2 separate regions of the Homo sapiens genome follow, and region 1 is linked to region 2. Evidence: chromatin contacts called from ENCODE Hi-C data. All regions are on one chromosome and are shown on one strand. The core of a region is the stretch at or near the end of the contact, and the rest is flanking DNA. Distances in the headings are between cores, read along the strand shown. Region 1 has its middle 140 kb from the start of NRBF2. Region 2 has its middle 60 kb from the start of ZNF365.

Region 1 (5,013 bases), core at 2,477-4,976, 560 kb after region 2:
TCATTCCCATTCAACAGAGGGGAAACACACAACTAAGTCACGTCCGAGGTCAAAGTCAAGCGAATGGAGGAGTCAGGCATGAAACTGGTGACCCTAGCCCCAAATCTAGTTAGTTATGCCTCCGGCTCCTGGTCTCTTCCAAGATTTCTACACAGTTCCAAGCTCTCCTGCATTTGCCAGATGTTTATCACATCTTTCAAGTGGAAGCAAGTTCTTTCAATTAAGCTCATCAGGGGAAACCCACTCTACTTCTCTGAAAGAGGAACGGCTGAACCAGTTCGCCTAAAATAAGAACTGACGTGAGTCTTTGTCTGAATTCTGAAGCTGTTCTGACAGCGTTTTCTAGTTGGCTAAGGTCCCACCAGTAATGAACTGGAATATAAAAACAAAGGCTGTTCTCATGTTGTTTCCCAACCAAAGAGGGCTGTCCAAGCACTGGGTGAGTACTGAAATATCGGGATGTTTATCTGAGTCTTGAGCCTGACTTTTCCCTACCTAAATACTCCATCAAGTTCCCACCAGTATGCACACAAAAAGACTATGTTTCCGTGTTTCTACAAGAGTCCCAGAAAACAAGCCAATTTCTACAGTCATTTAACAATTCTCCCCTGATATCTCTGGATTTTTTTTCTCTCTTGGGGAAATAAATGAGCAGCTGAAAATAAAATAGAATTTTTAAGTTGCACTTAGGATATAATTGAAGTGCTATGACTTGTCTTTACTCCCAATTTTATAATCCAATTTTCAAGTCTATACTAGCAATTTAATGGTGCCACATTTGTATAGTTTCTTTGAAATTTTCATAATCTCATTAATTAAAGAATTGAAGAACATAAAAGGTAAGAGTGAAAAGGCCAAGAAAGAACAAAAGCATAGTGCAAGACTTGAATACTAATTAGATTTACCATCAAGGTATTCTTTCTGGAGTGAAAAATCACTCCAAAACAGCTACTGTGGATCTAATCTGAGAAGCAACTAATAAAGGTCATTGCAACAGTCTTTCCAGGTTTTCCAGAATTTGAGACAGCAAACCTCAAACCCCAAAGTATTTCTCTGGAGAGGTTTTCAGGTTAAACTGGGAACCACAGATAATTAAAGCAAGCTAACTGGTAGACAGTAGCTGCTCTGGCAAATTTACTGCAAGGGCATTCCTTGGCATGCTTGATGTGTTGGCTTCCACAACAGAGAGGCTGGAGGAAGAATCTCTGCTCCCACCTCAGTGTCTTATCTGCACTTTCTCCCCCAGCCCCTACTTAAAAAACAGAGAAGAACCTCACAGTCCTAGCCCTGATTGCTTCAAATTGGTTTAGGAGCTACCATCAAATTGAACATATAGTGGGGTAGGAAGAGGATTTGGGCTAATATTTTATATTTTATGCTTCCCTAGTTTAGCTGGATGTTTTTTTCTTTATTGCTTAAATCAGGGACAGAGCTTAAGCTAGGACAGTGCTTGAAAACACAGATATTTACAGGAGAAAAGCATATAACATCAACACATATAGCAGGCTGGGTGTGAGAAGCACACATCCCACTCAGTCTAGCTTTATTTTCCCACTTTTAATGAAGACTTGAATGTAAGAAATAGATTGTTTTTACCTTAACTCTACTACACAAAAATAACATTCCAAATTCAGTGGTAAATGGCAAATGACACTAGGCGTTAATGTGGGCAGTAGGGAGTGGCAGGGACTGTGGAAAATAGAGCAATAAGCCCATCTAAAGGTGGTAGCCACTGCACACCTGCAGCAGATTGCTGGCATGCTGGAATTCAGGACCCAGGGTCCTGTCTGATGTTTCAAGAGAAGCCAGAAATTTGGGTATGTCCATGTTGGCAATTTATTTTGGTTTTGTTGTTGTTGTTTGCTGTTTTAAACAGCATGGTTCCAATGAACACTGTGTGGACCAAAAAACAAACAAAAAAACCGAAACATAAAACCTGTGTGCAACCTCTGCTTTCAGGTCCCGAGAGGGTAATTAGTTTGGTTTCTTGGCTTTTATTTCCCATCTCTCTCCTACCCCCCAACCCCCAGCCCTCAGCCTTCACCTGTCACTCTCTGCTCACAGCCCTTCATTTTGGCTAAATCTAAATTCAGCACACAACTTTAGGTTCAGTAAAGCTAGGATTTGTTGATTTGTTTTCTCTTTTATTTTTTATTTATTTATTTATTTTGAGACGGAGTCTTGCTCTCTTGCCTAGGTTGGAGTGCAATGGCATGATCTCGGCTTACTGCAACCTCCACCTCCCGGGTTCAAGTGATTCTCCTGCCTTAGCCTCCCGAGTAGCTGGGATTACAGGCGCCCGCCATCAAGCTCAGCTAATTTTTTTTTTTTTTTTTTTTTTTTTTTTCTGAGACGGAGTTTCGCTCTGTCGCCCAGGCTGGAGTGCAGTGGCGCGATCTCGTCTCACTGCAAGCTCCGCCTCCCGGGTTCACGTCTTTCTCCTGCCTCAGCTTCCGGAGTAGCTGGGACTACAGGCGCCCGCCACCACGCCCGGCTAATTTTTCTTTATTTTTAGTAGAGACGGGGTTTCACCATGTTAGCCAGGATGGTCTCGATCTCCTGACCTCATGATCCGCCTGCCTCGGCCTCCCAAAGTTCTGGGATTACAGGCGTGAGCCACCGCGCCCAACCTATAATTTGTTTTCTTAGAGTACACTTCTATTTTTAAAAAAAGTATGTCCTGGTGGGGAGTCTAGCCCACATTGAGTTGAATCCCAGACATACAAAGATAAGTCAACCAAACAATGAAAGAATATTTCATAGCAATAATATTGAAATTTAAACTCCCAGGATCATTCAACATTAGGCATAGAAATTTCCTTCAACATAAAGCCTGCTTCAGTCCACTCCTTTTATATCCGAAGGAATTGAAGCCTAAAGAGATTCAGTGTTTGGGGGTGACTAGAAAAATAGCTAGCTAATCAGGAAAGCGGATCTAAGATCCAAGTCTCCAGTTTTCATTATTAATGTGGTTTTCATTATCTGCTGTTCTGATGATACTATCATTTGATTGGAGACTATATTCACCAAGCTAAAAAGAGTAAAAAGAAGACTATCCTTTGTCAGTCATGCTCATACATTTTGGAATCTATTCTTGGATGGCATATCACAATAGCTACTTAGCTCCAGAGACAACAAACTACCACGTTATTATTATTATTATTATTATTATTATTATTATTATTATATTGTATTCATGTTCACTAAGCATTGAATCCGGGCTTCCTATGTAACCACATTGCTCCTTGCTCTGTGATTGGCAGGGTCTACTGTGCTACACAGAGGAGTGGTACACAAATCAGCATAAGCACATCATGACTCACCGCTGAATACATTTTTTCCTCTGAAATTACTCAATCAGAAGATGATAGTATCTCACCCAAAAATACACAATTAAATCATTGTGAATGGAAAGACAGACTGTAAGCAGAAGGCTGGAGTGATCTCTTGTAGCCACCATTTCTAGCTCTCAAAATCTGGGGTAGATTTGGTCCCAAGTGTCTGAGCCTATGACAAAGGGGTTCTACCCCCCAAATTCTATAGAGTGAGACCATGGTGGTGTAGAAAGAGCAGTGGGCCCTGAGCCAGGAAAGAGCAGTGGCAATGAATATGTCTACTCCGGCATTCAGTTTTCTCCTCTGTGAAGGGATTAAACGAGGTGACTCTGAGAGTCTCCTTCAAGTTTCAGCATCCTCTGCTTCTCCTACCACAGCTAGTGGTAACTGACTTGAGGTTTTCTGATGAAAACACACATACCACCACACACATAATGACATCTTTAGGGAATGACACATCGTATAGGGTTCATTGCTTAAGTGGCCAAGAATATATTCTGGGTTGGGCACAGTGGCTCATGCCTGTAATCCCAGCACTTTGGGAGGCCACGGTGAGCAAATCACTTGAGTCCATGAGTTTGAGACCAGCCCAGGCAATGTGGGAAAACTCTGTCTCTACTAAAAATACAAAAAATTAGCCAGGCATGGTGATGCATGCCTGTAATCCCAGCTACCTGAGAGGCTGAGGTGGCAGAATCACCTGATCCCAGGAGATCGAGGCTGCAGTGAGCCATGATCGTACACTGCACTCCAACCTAGGCAACAGAGTGAGGCCCTGTCTCAAAAAAACAAAAAAAAAAAAAAACAAAAAAAGAAAAGATATAAAATTAATGTATTTTGTCCTGATGTAAAATAATTATCTTTATGTTGTTGTAGCTGCTGCTGTTGTATGCTTAGATATACTTTGATATTGTCTTTATATTTCCAGATATTTGTTTACAAAGTTTTTGGAGTATCTGCCTTTATATTTTGAAAACTTTTGAAAAACACACCCACAAATCTCAGATTTTCTCTTTAACCTTAATCTTTTAGGAGACAGAGAAGCAAAAGAGAAGGAAACACGTGCAATTTCTTGGCTTTTGTCTCAACAGGAAAACCTTTTTCTTTTCTTTTTTTTTAACATCTTAGACTTTTTTTCAAAACAAACATCACAAGGAAGGGAGGAAATCATAGCCAGAGACACTAAAAGGCCAAAACACTGCATTTCCACATCTTGTGATGCTTCTTTAACAATGAGTTGAAGATTGATGCCTTTAGGGATAATGAAGCATGGAACTACCTTTCAGACATACAGTTCCTTTTCAGTTCCTTCTCTGCATGGGCCAGGATATTGGAAAAAAATCAGCAGATTTCCACGTGTTAATGTTCAACCAGGTACAGTGATGGGTATAAAGCACAGAGGGCAAGACAGATCTGTTTGACATGTTCACCACTCCAGCCTATTGAAGAAGGCATGTACTTGCCTTGTATGTTGCCTTGTCTAATTAGCTGCTGAGCTGTTCCCTGGCTCCCTGCTCCTGACTGAGACTTAGCGGGAAAACTGTCACAAGGCATGATGAAGTGGCGCTTGATTGTGCTACAAGATGTCCTGTGGATGCAGTCCAGACTGTTTCGACTAATCATCAACTTTGCAGATTCCAACACCAGGGCTTGTCTGCCAGGGCAAGGGCTTTGCAAA
Region 2 (5,179 bases), core at 382-2,881:
TTGACAAAGACAAAGCAAGACAGAGGATGAGCTTCTGGATATAAGAATAGGATAAGAATGGGTATTATTTTAAGAAAGATTTTCCTAAAAACAGCCATCTGATAAGTTCTCCAGTCTGCCATTTTAAGTAGAGAGGTTTAAATAGCATTTGGGTTTTTGTTTGTTTGTTTGTTTGCCTTTTTTTTTTTAAAGTACCCAATGCAAATAGAAACTCCAATAGTGATATTGAGATCCAAAACTGACAAAGGCAGGGTTTGGTATTGAAAGAAGAATGAGAGACCTGAGGTAACTTACAGTTGGTCACAAAAACATACTGTGAGCATGGGCAAATCACTTTTTGGGATCCCAGCTTTCACATCTGTAAAAATAAAGTGTTGGAAGATGTTTAAGCTATTTTTTAGTCTGGTTTACTGTGATTTGTCTGCCACTTGAGACTTCCAGCAGTATTGTTCATGAGTGGATGCAGGTTAAACCTGCAAGCCGTGGCCCTGTGAACATGGGCTCTGGAGGTGAGGGGTCCAGCCTTTGTCCGGATTAGCATTGCTGGGAGCTGAGGGGCAAATAAGATATTTTAGGAGAGCAGTTTTTAGGAGAGCAGTTTCTTGTTTCCCATATTGTCTCCATCATTTGGTCCCAGACATTTTACTCATGTGCTTCAGAAGTAATTTGAGCCAATACTTTGTTAATTCAACCCTGAATTCAATCTTCCATAGCAGGAAGCAACCTTAGGAATGACAGCAGGTCAGGGCTGCTCCTATAGTTTGAGGGACTTCTGTTTTTCTGTCTTGGAGTCTGATTTCCAGGAAGAATTTCACTGAAATGGGTACCTTAGTATTTACAAACCTAGCACAGATGGATTGACCATTGACATTTCCTGGGTTCTTTTTCTAAGCCCCTTACTTAAACAATTAATACCTTGAAATCTTTTAAAAGACCACTGCCTTTTAAGACCATTGTGAGTATATTAATACCTCCATATTTTCAGTTTAGCCTGATGTTGGGTAAAATGTAAATGCACAACAAATGATAGCAACTATTACCATTATTATAATGACAGAAGACGGGCAATTTTGCAAGAGCCAATTAGGATAAGTATCAGGCCCTAAAAGATTTCCAAATATATCAGTAAGATTGATGAAAATCAGGAAGAAGACCACTTCTTTATCTCAAATAATATGAAAAAGTTTCAGTCCCCAGAATATTCTCTTGAAAGCCCTAAAATGTACATGGAGATCTTTCCCAGTAAACCCAAATTAGGCATTAACTCCTCTCACTTTTCATTTATCATGAGATTTAACAAACTTAAGGATTTGTCCACAGCAAAACCACTCCACACTTTGGGTTTTCCCTAAAAACTCAGATTATCAGGGAAATCAAACCAAAAGGAACTTCAAATTCATCCTAGATCATGGACTGTTCCTTGTAGAACCTACTGCTTGATATGAAGTTTGATTTGGATTTGTTTGAACAGGAATAAAAACTGAGGTAAAGGAAAGGCTACAATAACTCCAATAGAAGTAATGAGTTACTAAACAGTTTAATGAGTTTTGGAGGCCCCTGAAATTTGGGTTCCTGAAATGAATTCTCTCAGACAGTAGACAAATGACTCACCAACTTTGGCCATCGAGGCGGGCTGAGTCATCTAAAGTCAGCTGAATCACCTGCTTTCAGCTCTGTTTTATAAGAATTGGGGCTGGCTGGATATTTCTGTCCCTCTGATTGCAAGTATTAAGCATTTAAAAAAACAGAGAATATGATGTCCTTCTTAGGAAAACCACACAAATTGCTCATGCACAGATGGACTGCATTAGTGAAAACAGATTAGTAATTGCTTTTAGTTCCTGATGATGAAAAAGTGGCTCTGAACACCTACCTCGCTGGATTCTTTACTCACCAGATAAACCAAGTGATACTTGATGACGATCCAGATTTGGATTTAAGAAGCAGAAGGTCAACTCCACAGAGCTCCAAGTCAGGTTGAGAGCATCCTGAGATGGCATCGGTAGAGCTTGCCTTTAAATCCTGGACCCCAATCCAGGCCAAACACACATTATGATTGGAGTTAAAAAAAATGTTTTCACAACAAGGAAATATTGAAATAAGTCAGCTAACATTTTCATTTGGAAATACAGAGGAAGTTAAGGCGTTTTGGGGGTGCTTAGTTTCCTTGTGTGTATTTTTATAGTTTTTTAGTGGGATGGAGATTTAGTGGAGGCAGGCTGGTACAAGGGAAAGAATCCAGGTCCAGGAACTGAAGATTCTTAGTGAGCTGTGTGACCCAGATGTACTTTCAGGGCTTTCTCAGACTTAGTTTCTTCTGCTAGTAAATGAAAATGTGTGTGTTAGTGTTTCCTAAACCTGCTTGAACATAAGGATCACCTGGGGCACGTGTTAAAAAAATCTGAATGCACTTGGCCTCACCCAAACCTGTCGGAATCCGAATCAGCAGGGTGAGGCCTGAGAATTGATATTTTAACCAGCACCTTGGGTGATTTTTTTGTTCAGACAAGTTTGGGAAACATTGAATTAGATAATCAGTAAGATATGCTTCGGGTCTAAGATTGCTCAGTGGTGCTTCAACACAGCAAACCTTATTTTTTTTTTCTCCCTGTAAATTGGAGAAACAACAATCAAATGAAAAACAAATCAACTGATGGGTGGAGAGGTTTTGGTGGGGCTAATGTGCAACTTTATCACAATGCTTACAAACGTTTGTGGGTATACTTAACCTCAGGTGCTCAAGGACTGTGTGTTGTCCCTGCTCTAAATTGATACTTCCTCTTAGGAAGGGCCTGAACAATTCATTCATCCTAGAATGAAGAGCCTTCTTGCATTTTCTCTCTGGCATATTAATATAATTAGATGTCGGTGGGACTGAGACTAGCAGGGAAAGCACTGAAAGCAGTCAATGACTTTACCTACTTGGAAGACTGCACGGAACCGGCTCCACTTGAAGTAGGAAAGCCTGCCTCAGAAGGACAGTGAAATAGGACATTTCTCCCCTAAGCAAGGAAGTATACTGGAAATCAGAACAAAATTAGTGTTGTCATTGCAGAGTGCAAGCTCTGGGCAGCCTCCTTAAGCTGTTTTAATCTCTTCTCACAAAGTCATCTGCTAACAAGGGACATTAGAATAACCTCATTCAGAAGAGTGAAAACTCATCAATCATACATTTCTTCTTTTAGTATTCAGTATTATTTATTGAGGAAACTTATTTATTCATGTCTTCAACATTACTTCTTGAATCCTCCCATGCATCAGACACTGTTTCAGACCCTCTGGATACAGCAATGAACAAGATGGGTTCCTGAATGCATGGAGCTTGAATTCCAGAAGCAGAGATAGACAATAAAATCTGACAAATAAATAAGACCATTTCAGAGGGTGGAAAGGGGTATTTTGGAAACTAAATAGAGAAACCAACTTAAAGAATGACTGGCTAATGACAGACTAAGAAAGATCTTAGTTTATAGGACTTGCTGAGATTTGGGAAGGACTATTTAGACATGATCTTCTTCACTCACAGATGAGCATGTGTCTCTGCATTGGTGGGTGAAATAATTGAGGTCCAGGGAGGATAAAGGACTGACGAAGGAAATGGCAAGACCAGCACCCAGGTCTAGCGTTTGGAGGTAAATTTTTTTCTGATAAACTTAACCTTCTGAATAATACTCCCAAGAAGAAGGTTTCATTTTTTGCCTCACACATGCCTGAGATATATTTATCTGAGTCCTTTTGTATTCAACACTAGCTCTGGTTTAAGTGATGAAAAAGGTTAGAGATCTGGAATAGTGCAAGGCTCTCCACCCTAAATGCTGCAGAATGTTAGTAGCCCATTTTCAGGAGATTAAAGGATAACACTCGGCCAATAATAGCAAGATACCATAGACTTTTAATATCATCTGACAAAGACTATGGAAAAATGGCTTGTTCCCAATCAAGGGAGATCTATAATGGCTTGATCATCAGAAATGAAAAATCAATCCCAATTCTCATCCATTCTTTTAGCTACCATGCATATTATTTTTACCATGGATATTTACAGCTACATTTCCATCCAGACTTCTGGCAATGCCTAAATTCTTCCATAACAAGAAAACAAACTCATTTCTTTTAAAAACCAGTCTCTTCCCCATAGGCAAAGTGGATAAACAGCCTACTCAAATTTGATGTCATTATCTGAAATATCTAGCAAAAGACTAGTTGTATAAAAAATGATATTTCAGCATTGGTGCAAAAGAAGGCTACCCATTCTGACAGTTCTGTGGTATTTTGTCCTTTTAACTTAATGCTTGGAATGTAGGATTTCACACCTGAGACTCTTCAAAATTTTTACTTCATGGGTATTTGGTTTTTTTTGTAATACCGTAATACTTTAAGACTGTTACTTTTCTTTCTTATTCAGCCTTACTGATGCACTGGTCTGAACGTCTTTGTGAGTTTCACTTATATATATATAAAGGAGCCACCACCATCTAATGTATTATAAAAGATACTATAATTAGCGTGTAACTGGCAATCCCACCAGGCAAGCAAGCAATTTTCCAGGCCATGGGAATTTTCTTCTAGACAAATAGGAAAGTTCCAACAGCCATATAAATTAAATAGGGTAAAAAGTTGGTTAACTGGTACTAAAGTAACTAGAACCCTTAATTAAACTAAGTGATTATTTTGGGGAAGTTAAAAGAGGGTACAGGGAATCATTCTTTATATTTAGGAGAAAAAAAAGCCACTGGCAAAAAAATAAATAACAATTGAGATTTAGTTACACAATAAAATTATAGAACATATCCAGATTTGTAATAACACATAAAAATATAATGCTAAAAAGGATAATTTTGATGCTTTACAAGACCTTAGTTGTTAATTAGGTTCATTATTTCATTAAGGCAGGAAGATTTTCACCAAGAAATTTTTATTCACTAAGAAATGAATATTTCCTGAAGCCTTTTGAATCTTGCCAGCACCCTTCATGACCAACATCATTGCACTTACTAAGTTCCTGCTTCTTGTTGAGCAGAGCCAATTAACTGAAAAAGCTAATGATGGAAGGACAACCAATTGGGATCTAGTAAGATCTAGCCCTGTAGCTGGTAACATTGTGCCAGGAATTTAATATGCCTGAGCAGGCTCATCTGTAAGATGGTTATGATAGTACTGTTTATATCATAAGTTGGTT

Evidence for each region. A loop is a pair of places that touch in the nucleus more often than their neighbours do. Pooled maps may share reads with other maps.
Region 1: a loop to region 2 is called in a pooled map, with 5 times the contacts of the local background. The contact joins two enhancer-like sites. A Hi-C loop is called at or near these places in 1 of 168 maps with a recorded cell type or tissue (B cell), 1 of 37 single-sample maps with no recorded cell type and 11 of 50 pooled maps.

What each region holds. Positions count from the first base shown.
Region 1 is chr10:62,992,230-62,997,242 of GRCh38, forward strand. No RefSeq gene overlaps it. Among named protein-coding and RNA genes, the nearest start is that of NRBF2, 140 kb to the right of the region's middle. Within about 2 kb of position 3,727, at least 2 of the 41 ENCODE cell types and tissues checked have a DNase peak (open chromatin) inside an H3K27ac peak, as active enhancers do.
Region 2 is chr10:62,431,685-62,436,863 of GRCh38, forward strand. It overlaps a transcript of ZNF365 not described here. Among named protein-coding and RNA genes, the nearest start is that of ZNF365, 60 kb to the left of the region's middle. Within about 2 kb of position 1,632, at least 7 of the 41 ENCODE cell types and tissues checked have a DNase peak (open chromatin) inside an H3K27ac peak, as active enhancers do.